Linked DNA regions of Homo sapiens: region 1 is linked to region 2. Evidence: read pairs that join two places in POLR2A ChIA-PET (ENCODE). Cell type or tissue: GM12878. All regions are shown on one strand. Links, peaks and the distances in the headings refer to the core of each region. The heading gives the core; the rest is flanking DNA.

What was found. Peaks named below come from ENCODE experiments on the same cell type or tissue, not always from the same donor. Only the 100,000 strongest peaks of a DNase experiment are listed, where the experiment ranks them.
Region 1: POLR2A ChIA-PET joins it to region 2 with 9 read pairs; 1 of 35 experiments calls an interaction of 5 or more read pairs at or near these places.

What each region holds. Positions count from the first base shown.
Region 1 is chr16:10,937,069-10,941,438 of GRCh38, forward strand. All of the region lies in intron 1 of DEXI (Dexi homolog), which reads right to left. It also overlaps a transcript of CIITA not described here. Among named protein-coding and RNA genes, the nearest start is that of DEXI, 3.2 kb to the right of the region's middle. In GM12878, for the core only: no CTCF peak of the experiment used is centred there; no DNase peak of the experiment used is centred there; H3K4me3 peaks cover 4,000 bases; H3K27ac peaks cover 3,876 bases.
Region 2 is chr16:11,103,439-11,107,823 of GRCh38, forward strand. The region is part of intron 19 of CLEC16A (C-type lectin domain containing 16A); the gene reads left to right. Among named protein-coding and RNA genes, the nearest start is that of SOCS1, 150 kb to the right of the region's middle. RefSeq lists enhancers at 1,514-1,563, 1,914-2,053. In GM12878, for the core only: no CTCF peak of the experiment used is centred there; DNase peaks (open chromatin) are centred at 1,853 and 2,093; H3K4me3 peaks cover 359 bases; H3K27ac peaks cover 1,762 bases.

The DNA.
Region 1 (4,370 bases), core at 371-4,370, 170 kb before region 2:
AGGACTCTTGACATCTCACTGTCTTGAGACACATACTGGGGTTTTCTCCTGTCTGAAGACGCAGCTGGCACCAATGTACCCTATGGCCAAGGACCTTCTGGGTGAGCCTCATGTCAGGAGCAGAGCTGGAGAGGTGGCCAGGCCTGGGGGTATACTTGCCTCCCTGTGTCACCATTGTCTGTCTCTTGCTTAGATGACAGCCACAGCTTCCTGGCCTGGTTTCCTGCATCCGCCCTGACCCCTGGCTGTGGGATCTCCCATAACTCAAATCTGACTGTGTCCCTGTGGAAGGTTTGGGTTTCTGACCTGGGCAGCTCTATGTCCGGCACAGGGGTTCTGCTGATAGCACAGGCCACAGATTGGCAAGGAGGGACCAGGTTAGGAAGGAGCAGCTGTGGTTCCTAGTTGGGAGATAACTGAAGCCTAGGAAATCCTGGAATAAGATAGACCAATGCATCGATAACCCTCAGCTCCAAATCTGAGCTGCACCAGGACAAGCTGACTCTGGTGGCAACGTTCTCCAGTCTCTGCATTTTCAGCTCGCTGTGTGCCAAGAGAGGGCTGGCAGGTACCAGCAGCTTTCACTTTCATTAGGAACCGGGACGAATAATCCAACTGAGCTGCCTCTGCACCAGAACTGCTGGGACGTGAAGACTCTCCCTGGCTCCCAGGCCAGCCACTGCAGCCCTTTCTCCTGGGAAGGAGGGAGCTCCCGATTCCCCATTCCCTGCTCCTGGGCAACAATTAACACTCTAGGAAAACCACAGAGCCGGCTATCCAGGGTTCTGGTGCCCTGGGGACCACAGGGCAGCAAGAAAGTTCTCCTAAGGGTCCTGGGGCTGGGAAGGCAGAGTGGGAAGTCTCCCCCAGCTAGGCTAGACCTGGACCTCCCTGGCACTCAGGCAGCCTGTCCTCTTCTGCTCACAGGATATAAATATTCATGCATGAGTATAGGTGCAGGTTTGTACATTTGCAAGGGCATGGGTATAACACGCTTTCCATTGTATCCGACTATGAATATGAGTGGTTAATATTAATACATCTCTTACTATATACAAGGAGATCTAAGTGCTTTATGTATATCTCACCTAATCCTCACAACAAGGGAGATTTTCATTATTTCCATCTTCTAGAAGAGGAAACCAAAGTACAGGGAGGTTAAGCAGCATGCCCAAGGTCACAGCTACCCTGGGATGTGAACCCAGGGCCCTGGCTCTTAACCATGACCCTAATACTGCCTCCTCAAGTAGGTGCTCAGCAAATGTTTGAGGAACTGAATTATGTGGGTCCACACATAAGAGAAAAAAAAAAAAAAGAGGGAGCAAAAGTAGGTGCACCTGTTCATCTTGAGATTCATCCTGGGCCCCACTGTGTGACATGCTCCACGCCCTTAGTCACTGTTTCCTGGATTGGCGTGTGGGGAACACATGTGACCACATGAGAATGGCTGAGAAAGAGCAGGACTGACTACCGGCGTTCCCCTGCTTATGGAAAGGGGCCTGGAGATGAGGCTCGGTCAGATCATCTTGAGGTCTTTCCTGGCGGCTTCCCTGCTGCTAGCTACCCCTCTCATACCCTGGGGTTCTGAGCTTCCTCGGCACTTGGGGGCAAGGCCTCCTTGGCTTGGATTTGAGGGTGGGGAGGAGGGAAGGCTGTGCATGGCTTCCACCACTTCTCCAGGCCTCCCCACTTCCCAGGGTCAGGCCCTGACACCCCGAGAGCTTTGCAAGGGTGTCCCTGAGAGATATTTCCTGGTGTTTCTGCTTAAACAGCGTTTGCTGCAAAATATGTCGAAGCATTTGGGATTCAGTTTTTAGTTCAGAATATGCCAATGTTTTCATTTGGAAGGGGAAGTGTTTCTGTTGATGTGGTAAAGAGATAAAATAAGACGTTCCTCACCAAGTTACACTGCTTCAAAGTCAAATGCTTGGCTTGGAGACAGGGATTTATCTTGGGATCGCAGGCCCTTAGCACACGGCCTGGCAGAAGAGCAGGCAGGGTCAAAGTCTGTTGAATGAGTGAGTGCATATGCAAAGGGCCTAGACACAGGAGTGCGATACAATCAATGCTCAGTACAGATTTTGAATGGATTCCATAGGTTCTACTTTTGAGAGTTGTTCTCAGTCTGTTCATGTTTCTCTATCTTCACTAAACTCCCCTCATCCAAGCCTCTGTCACCTCTGGCCTGGACAACTAACAGCATCTGAGGTGGTGGCCCTGCTTCCCCTCTTACCCCTCAGCTCATTCTGTCCACAATTGCCAGAGTCATTTTTGCAAAATGGGAATGGGATTGTGTCATCTCCTGCCTAGAACCTTCCAATGGCTTTCCACTGCTCTTGGCTATGGCCTTCCAGGTCCTCCATGGTATGGCTCCCACCCACCTCACTGACCTTTCCTGGGGCTGTTCTCCAGCCACATGGGCCTCCTTTTGGTTGCGGAAAAACCAACTCTCTCTCACCTGAAGGTCTTGGCACCACTGATTCCCTCAGCCTGGACTGCTTTTCTCCAGATCCTTCTATCAAATTAAGGCTCAGCTCAAAAGCATCATCTCCTTAGAGAGGCTTTCTCTGACCCCTCAGCTAAAGCAGCCCACCATCTCTATCCTACCGTTTCACTTCTGTTTCACTCCATGTCTACACCTACAGAGACCGTCTACTAGAGGCCAGGCACAGTTTTAAGTGTTGAGGACATGGCAGTGAACACAACAGGGAAGCTCATGTCCTTCTTGCCTGCCTTCATAGTTCCGAAAAAATCTGATTCTCTTGTTTGGGTTCCTACTAGTCTTCCTCACCAAGTGCCAAAGGGCCAAGGCTTGGTCTGTCTTGTTCACTGTGTTCAATCACCAGGCACTGTACTGAACCAACAAGCATTCATTCTGTAAAAGAACGGACGGATGGATGGCAGGCAGGCAGGCAGGCTGGGGAGGTGTGCAGAGCACCTGGCACACACTCCCCCTGGCACTTGGTTCTCGCTAAGATGTTACTGAGCTCAACTGAAGCTTTTTCTTCAAAGAAATCTCACTGTGAACCCATTAGGAGAGCCCTCTGCCGCCAGCTATGCTGTCAGTAGGTCCTACCCCACCCTGTACCACCATCTGCAACAGACTCAATGTTTGTGTCTCCTCAAACTTCATATGTTGAAACTCTGATCCCAAATGATGGTATTGCGGGGTGCGGCCTTAGGGAGGTGATTAGGTCACGAAGGCAGAGCCTTCATGGGTGGGATTAATGCCCTTATAAGAACAGTAAGAGATAAATGTTTAAGTCCCCCAGCCTATGGTGTTCTGTTATAGCAGACTGAACTAAGACACCCTCTGCCTGTGGTTGTCTTGGCAAAGCCAGGTAATGCAGGAGAGGGGTGGACTCAGCCTGCTTGCGGTGAATGGCATTAGTGTCCATTTTCCTAAAGGAGCCCTTGCCCACCATATCTCAGCATCCCCTCTTCATTGCCACTTAGACCCTGTGCCCAGTGACACTCCAGTACTGTCCAGTCTCAGGGGCTGAGCCAAGGCGTTCCTGCCTGCCCTGTGACCCTCACCAGACCTGGCAGCTGCCTGACAGCTTGTCTGGCTCACGTGTTCTCTCTAATTGAGTCTAGCTGCCTCTCTTCCTTGTGACTATGACCAAGTCTTACTCCTTCCTGGACCTTCATTTCCCTACCTCTCACATACACAGTGGGCTGGATGCTGGATGCAAAGCTCCCTCGTCACAGCCCCAAAGACAGGACTTGACCATCTCAGTGCAATGACCCTGTGGTGCCTTCTCCCGAGGACCTAAGAGCCCCCTGAGCGCTTGCAAACACTGCAGACAAAGCGAGCCCTGGCACCAGCTCCCTGCCTGCCTGTTCTGTGAAGGGAGCCTACAAAACTGGCAGCCCCTGCAGTTCTGAGCTGCAGAACTGATGAGCTGGGGCACCCTGAAACCTGACTCCAAAATAGCAGCAAACCCAAGGCCAAAAGGAAGTACGGGCTTCTTTGCTTGCGATTTCTCCTCTCACAGCTTTGGCCTAGAGCCCCTGCACTTAATCCCCACCCAGCTACCCCAAGGGCCACAGTACAAAGGTGATTCGTGCCTGGCTCCCTGTGTCTTCTGACACCCCTAAATCTTTATCCTTCTAGGACAAGCGAGAATCCCCCAAAAGCCAAGGTCATCATCAAGCCAGGATGAGGACTGGAGGAGGAGCTGACAGCTCTGCCTCAAATGGATTTGGGAGCGAAGGCTTTTTCCATAAGCTTTGGGGGTAAGTCACAGAGCTACCCCAAATGTAACTTAGTCTCGGGGTCTCCTTCCTTTTCACCAGCTGTCCCCTTTGCTGGAGGAAGCTTTCCAGCCCAAACGAAGGGCTTAAGAGGAGTCTGGCCATTCCTGGCA
Region 2 (4,385 bases), core at 72-4,071:
GCGTGGTGGCGCATGCCTGTTGTCCTAGCTACTCAGGTGGCTGACACAGGGGAATCACTTGAACCTGGCAGGTGGAGGTTGCAATAAGCCAGGAATGCGCCATTGCACTCCAGCCTGGGCAACACAACAAAACTCCGTCTCAAAAAAATAAAAATAAATCACCTCCTGCAAGAAGCCTTCTCTGACCCTTGGGCTGTGTCATGGCCTGTCTTCCAGCAGTCTACATCCTCCTGGTCTTCCCCTGCTGTGGCTCTTGTCCCATGGCATGTAATTGTCACTTCTTTGGGCTCCCATGCTAGACAGGAACCCCTGAGGGACAAGTCTTACCCATCTCTGTGGTCCTCTTTGCCAAGCAGAGTCCAGCACCCCCAGAAATGTTTGAATGAAAAGTCTGAGGCAGTGATGAATGGGTGTACCGGTTCCATCTATGAAGCCTTTTCTTCCCCACAACTGGCCTATGTCGGAGGAGAATCTGGGTTGGATGTTAGCAGGAGAGAATGCCTCCTTGCTTAGAAGAGCCTTGAATGCCAGGCTCAGATCCATTTGACCAGAAGAGCTCCTTGAGGTCTGGCCAGCATCTGTGGGTACCAGGATCCCCCACAGATGTGTGTGGCACCCACAGATGCCTTCTCTAGCAGTGTTAGTAATATAGATCCCAGAGGTGAGTTTTGTTTTGGGGGGTTTTTTTGAGACAAGGTCTCACTCTGTCGCCCAGGCTGGAGTACAGTGGTACAATCTCAGCTTACTGCAACCTCTGCCTCCTGGGCTCAAGCAGTCCTCCTGCCTCAGCCTTCCAAGTACCTGGGACTACAGCCATGTGCCACCATACCCAGCTAATTTTTTTTTTATTAAAATTATCTCCCTAGGAGTCATAGAGATGGGGTCTCACTATATTGCCCAGGCTGTTTTCAAACTCTGAGCTCAAGCAATCCTCCCACCTCAGCCTCCCAAAGGATGGGATTACAGGTATATGCCACCACACCCAGCATATCCCAGAGGTTTTAACATATTCTCTAGACTATGTCCTCTGCCTGGGGACCTCACCCCCTAAGGAAGGAGAATACCCTGGGCCAGGATCTGCTCTCTGGAATACCCTTGTGTACTTTTCTGATGAGGTGCCTTACAGAGGAAATCCAAGGGAAAGAGAAGATGTAGCCCCATCTTCAAGAACTTCTCTCCAGAGGGAGGAAGGAGAGGTGGGCCCATACCACGAAGGTGGAGAAAAATCACAAGCCCTCTCTGCACCCCAGCTTACTTGTTCCCAACAGCATTCCTACAAAGTAGGGGTGTCCTCATTTTTCAGATAAGGAAACAGCCTCTGAAGGGTCACCCAGTGTAAGGATGCATCTGCCTTCTTCATCCCTGTAGCCCAGTACCCGACACACAGTAGCCCCATAGCCCTAGGCACAAATGGGGTAGAGAGACCCTGACCACATCCTGTGGAAGGTCCAGAGCAGAGCCATCACAGAGGGCTTCCGAAGACCAGGATACCCTTGTTCCTGGGCTGCTGGGCTGCTGAACAGCGGGGAAGAGGAGCTGTGTGAACCTAGATTCCATGTGACTTTATCTGGCTGCATAATGAGCTTAAGTATTCAGATCTTTTCTTGGAAATCTCAAGTATTCCATTTGGCTGCCTCACAGAGTTAGGCAATTTTATTTACTCATGCTAAACAGGGCCATTTTCAGAGAGGAAATTATGCAATGTACTATGCAAATGTGGCATTCCGAGAGCAGAGATAAGTGTGGTCACCGATGCATTGTAAGATGAGATCGTGTCTCTGGCAGCTGGGTGTCACTTGATAAGGGGATATGCCAGACTGTACTTGGAACTGCTGCTCCCTTGGACTCGGTTTCTGGTAATTGTGTTTTCACCAAGTTGTCAAGCTGTGAACTGCACGTATTGAAGAAGAGGAACAAGGAGTGAAGCTTTTGCAAGTTGCTCATCCTTAAGTAGACTTCAGCAGTCAGAGAGGCTGCCCCCATACATGTTCTGGACACATGGGAACAAGGAGGGTAAAATTCTCATCCTCCATTCTCCCAAGAAGAGTCTTAAAATTTGACACGGGGGAAAGATGAAGACACACAACTGGTTTTCCTGGCCACTGTGAAAACCAGTCACCTCATTTTACTAGACATGGCATGTGCCTTTCATACTGAGAGAAAGGAAGTAGCTGTGGAAAACCCCACCTTTGGAAGCAGACAGAGCTGAGCCCAAAGCTAGCACTTCCCCCAGCCTGTGGGTACCTGAGATTGAGGCACCCAGCCTCCCCAAGCCTTCAGCTCCCTGCCTGAAAATGGCACTTTCAGTTAGTTATTGCTCCTGGGCCGTGTACCAGTCACAAAGACAGCCAACCCTTCACACAGCCACTGCTCAGATAGTTGCTGAGTGAGCCAGTGACAGATTTATCCACCTCTATCTGTAAAGTGAGCATTGATACAGTGTCCTCAGTGGCCCTGAGTGTGCTGGGAGACATGAAGATTCTGCAGAGTTAAGAGATTCTGGAAAGAGTCCTACAGAGGGCTCCATCCAAACTCTTTCCATTCAAATCCTTGCTATTCAACTTGGGAACAAAATGGATCTTCACAATGATAGGATCCTGTAGTCATCACACAAAAGTGATATAAAGGAGGCCAGAAAACTAATAATTTGAGTGCAGATTCTGCATACTGACCAGTCACCTTGTGTCAAATCTGTTGTAATTTGCCTGAACTTCACAACAATGCTAGGAAGTCCATTTTTCCCCAAAAAATTTTATTTTGAAACCTTCCAAGCATACAACCAAGTTGAAAGAATTGTATAGTGAACACCCTCATACTTGTCTACTTGTCTTATCACGTATCTACTTTATCCACCAAACTTTTTTGTGGGGGAGAGTTAGAGTCTCTCTCACCCAGGCTGGAGTGCAGTGTTTTGATCATAGCTCACTGCAGCCTCGAACTCCTGGGCCCGAGTGAGCTTCCCACTTCGGCCTCCGAAGCAGCTAGGATTACAGGTGTGAGCCACCACACCCAGCCCAATTTTTTTTTTTTTTTTTTTTTAGATGGGGTATTGCTATGTTTCCCAGGCGAGAATAGCTCTGGCTATGTTAACCAAGCTGGAGTTTACAGGCTTAGTCTTAGTGCTGTAGCCTCAAACTCCTGGCCTCAAGCAATCCTCCTGCCTCAGCCTCCTGAGTTGTGGGACTATAGTTGCATGCCACCACACCTGGCTTCTCTTCTTTTTTTTTTTAAGATACTTTTCCTTAGAGGTGAGGAAGTGAATCTTTTTAAAAATTTATTTCAAAGTAAATTGCAGGCCTCAGTACCCTTCTCCCCAAATACTCCAGCTTGCATATCATGAAGTAGAGCTATAAAATTATTTTATTACCCCCCGCCTATAGATGAGACAACTGAAGCAAAGTCACATGCCCAGGGTCACCACAGCTGGAAGGTGGCAGAGTTACCACTCAACTCCAGGCACTTGGCCCAGGCCCGGCTTGGGACTGTTGCCCTGCACAGCTTCCCCTGCATTCAGACCTGTGCTTCTTGGTGGGGAAGTGGAGCTGGAATGTGTTAGGAGAACACAAGAGTTTTCTTAACAGTGCTCTGCCGGTTACTCTTGGTGGTGTGGGCAGAGGGGTGTGGAGAGGCGGCAGAGGCCCGGACATCAGTGTGGCACCTGTAGTGGGACGCCCAGTGAACAGCTCAAACCTTAAAACCAAGCAGTAGGTCCCAGTTTCCCCGGGTAACTGAATTTCAACAAATACCCCATTATCTACATACCTCATTGCTGGTTTCCTTTACAAATCCCAGAAATGCCACCAGTACATTTTTTTTTTTCCTCTTCATGTTAGAGGGTGCGGCTTATAGGCCTGGCAGTAGAAAGGTGCCAAGACCCACTCTCTGTCCAGGAAATATCACACTTCACAACTGCCCCCTTTTCATGCTGGGAAGGAATGCTTTAGGGAGCCACAAAGAAGAAAAAGTAATTGATTGCTACTTGCAGCAAATAACCCATAAGCTGTTGCTGGGTTGATGGAGAAATGGTTACTTAATTTTCTTCAAAGGATTGATTTGACTGTCAGGAGAAGCAGCCAACCTAATTGAGTGTGCTAGTTCACACCCTCGGTGGGAACAGTCTCAGCCCTTCTTTTGTCTTGAAAGTGTCCTGGATTATGAAGTCCCCCACCGGAGTGAGTCGAGGCTCAGGAAGGTCCAGGTGTCCTACCATGCTGTTCTGCCTCTTTCAGGTGATCTGTAGAATTTACCAGGGCCCAGTTCCTTGTCACTCCAGCTCTGCTGGGCTTACACTGGAATCAGCACTGGCTTCCTTTTCAAAGCACTCAAGTTAGCTCCCAAGGAAACGTGATTTGTTTATGCCCCAGAATGGCTGCTGTTTTCAGTTT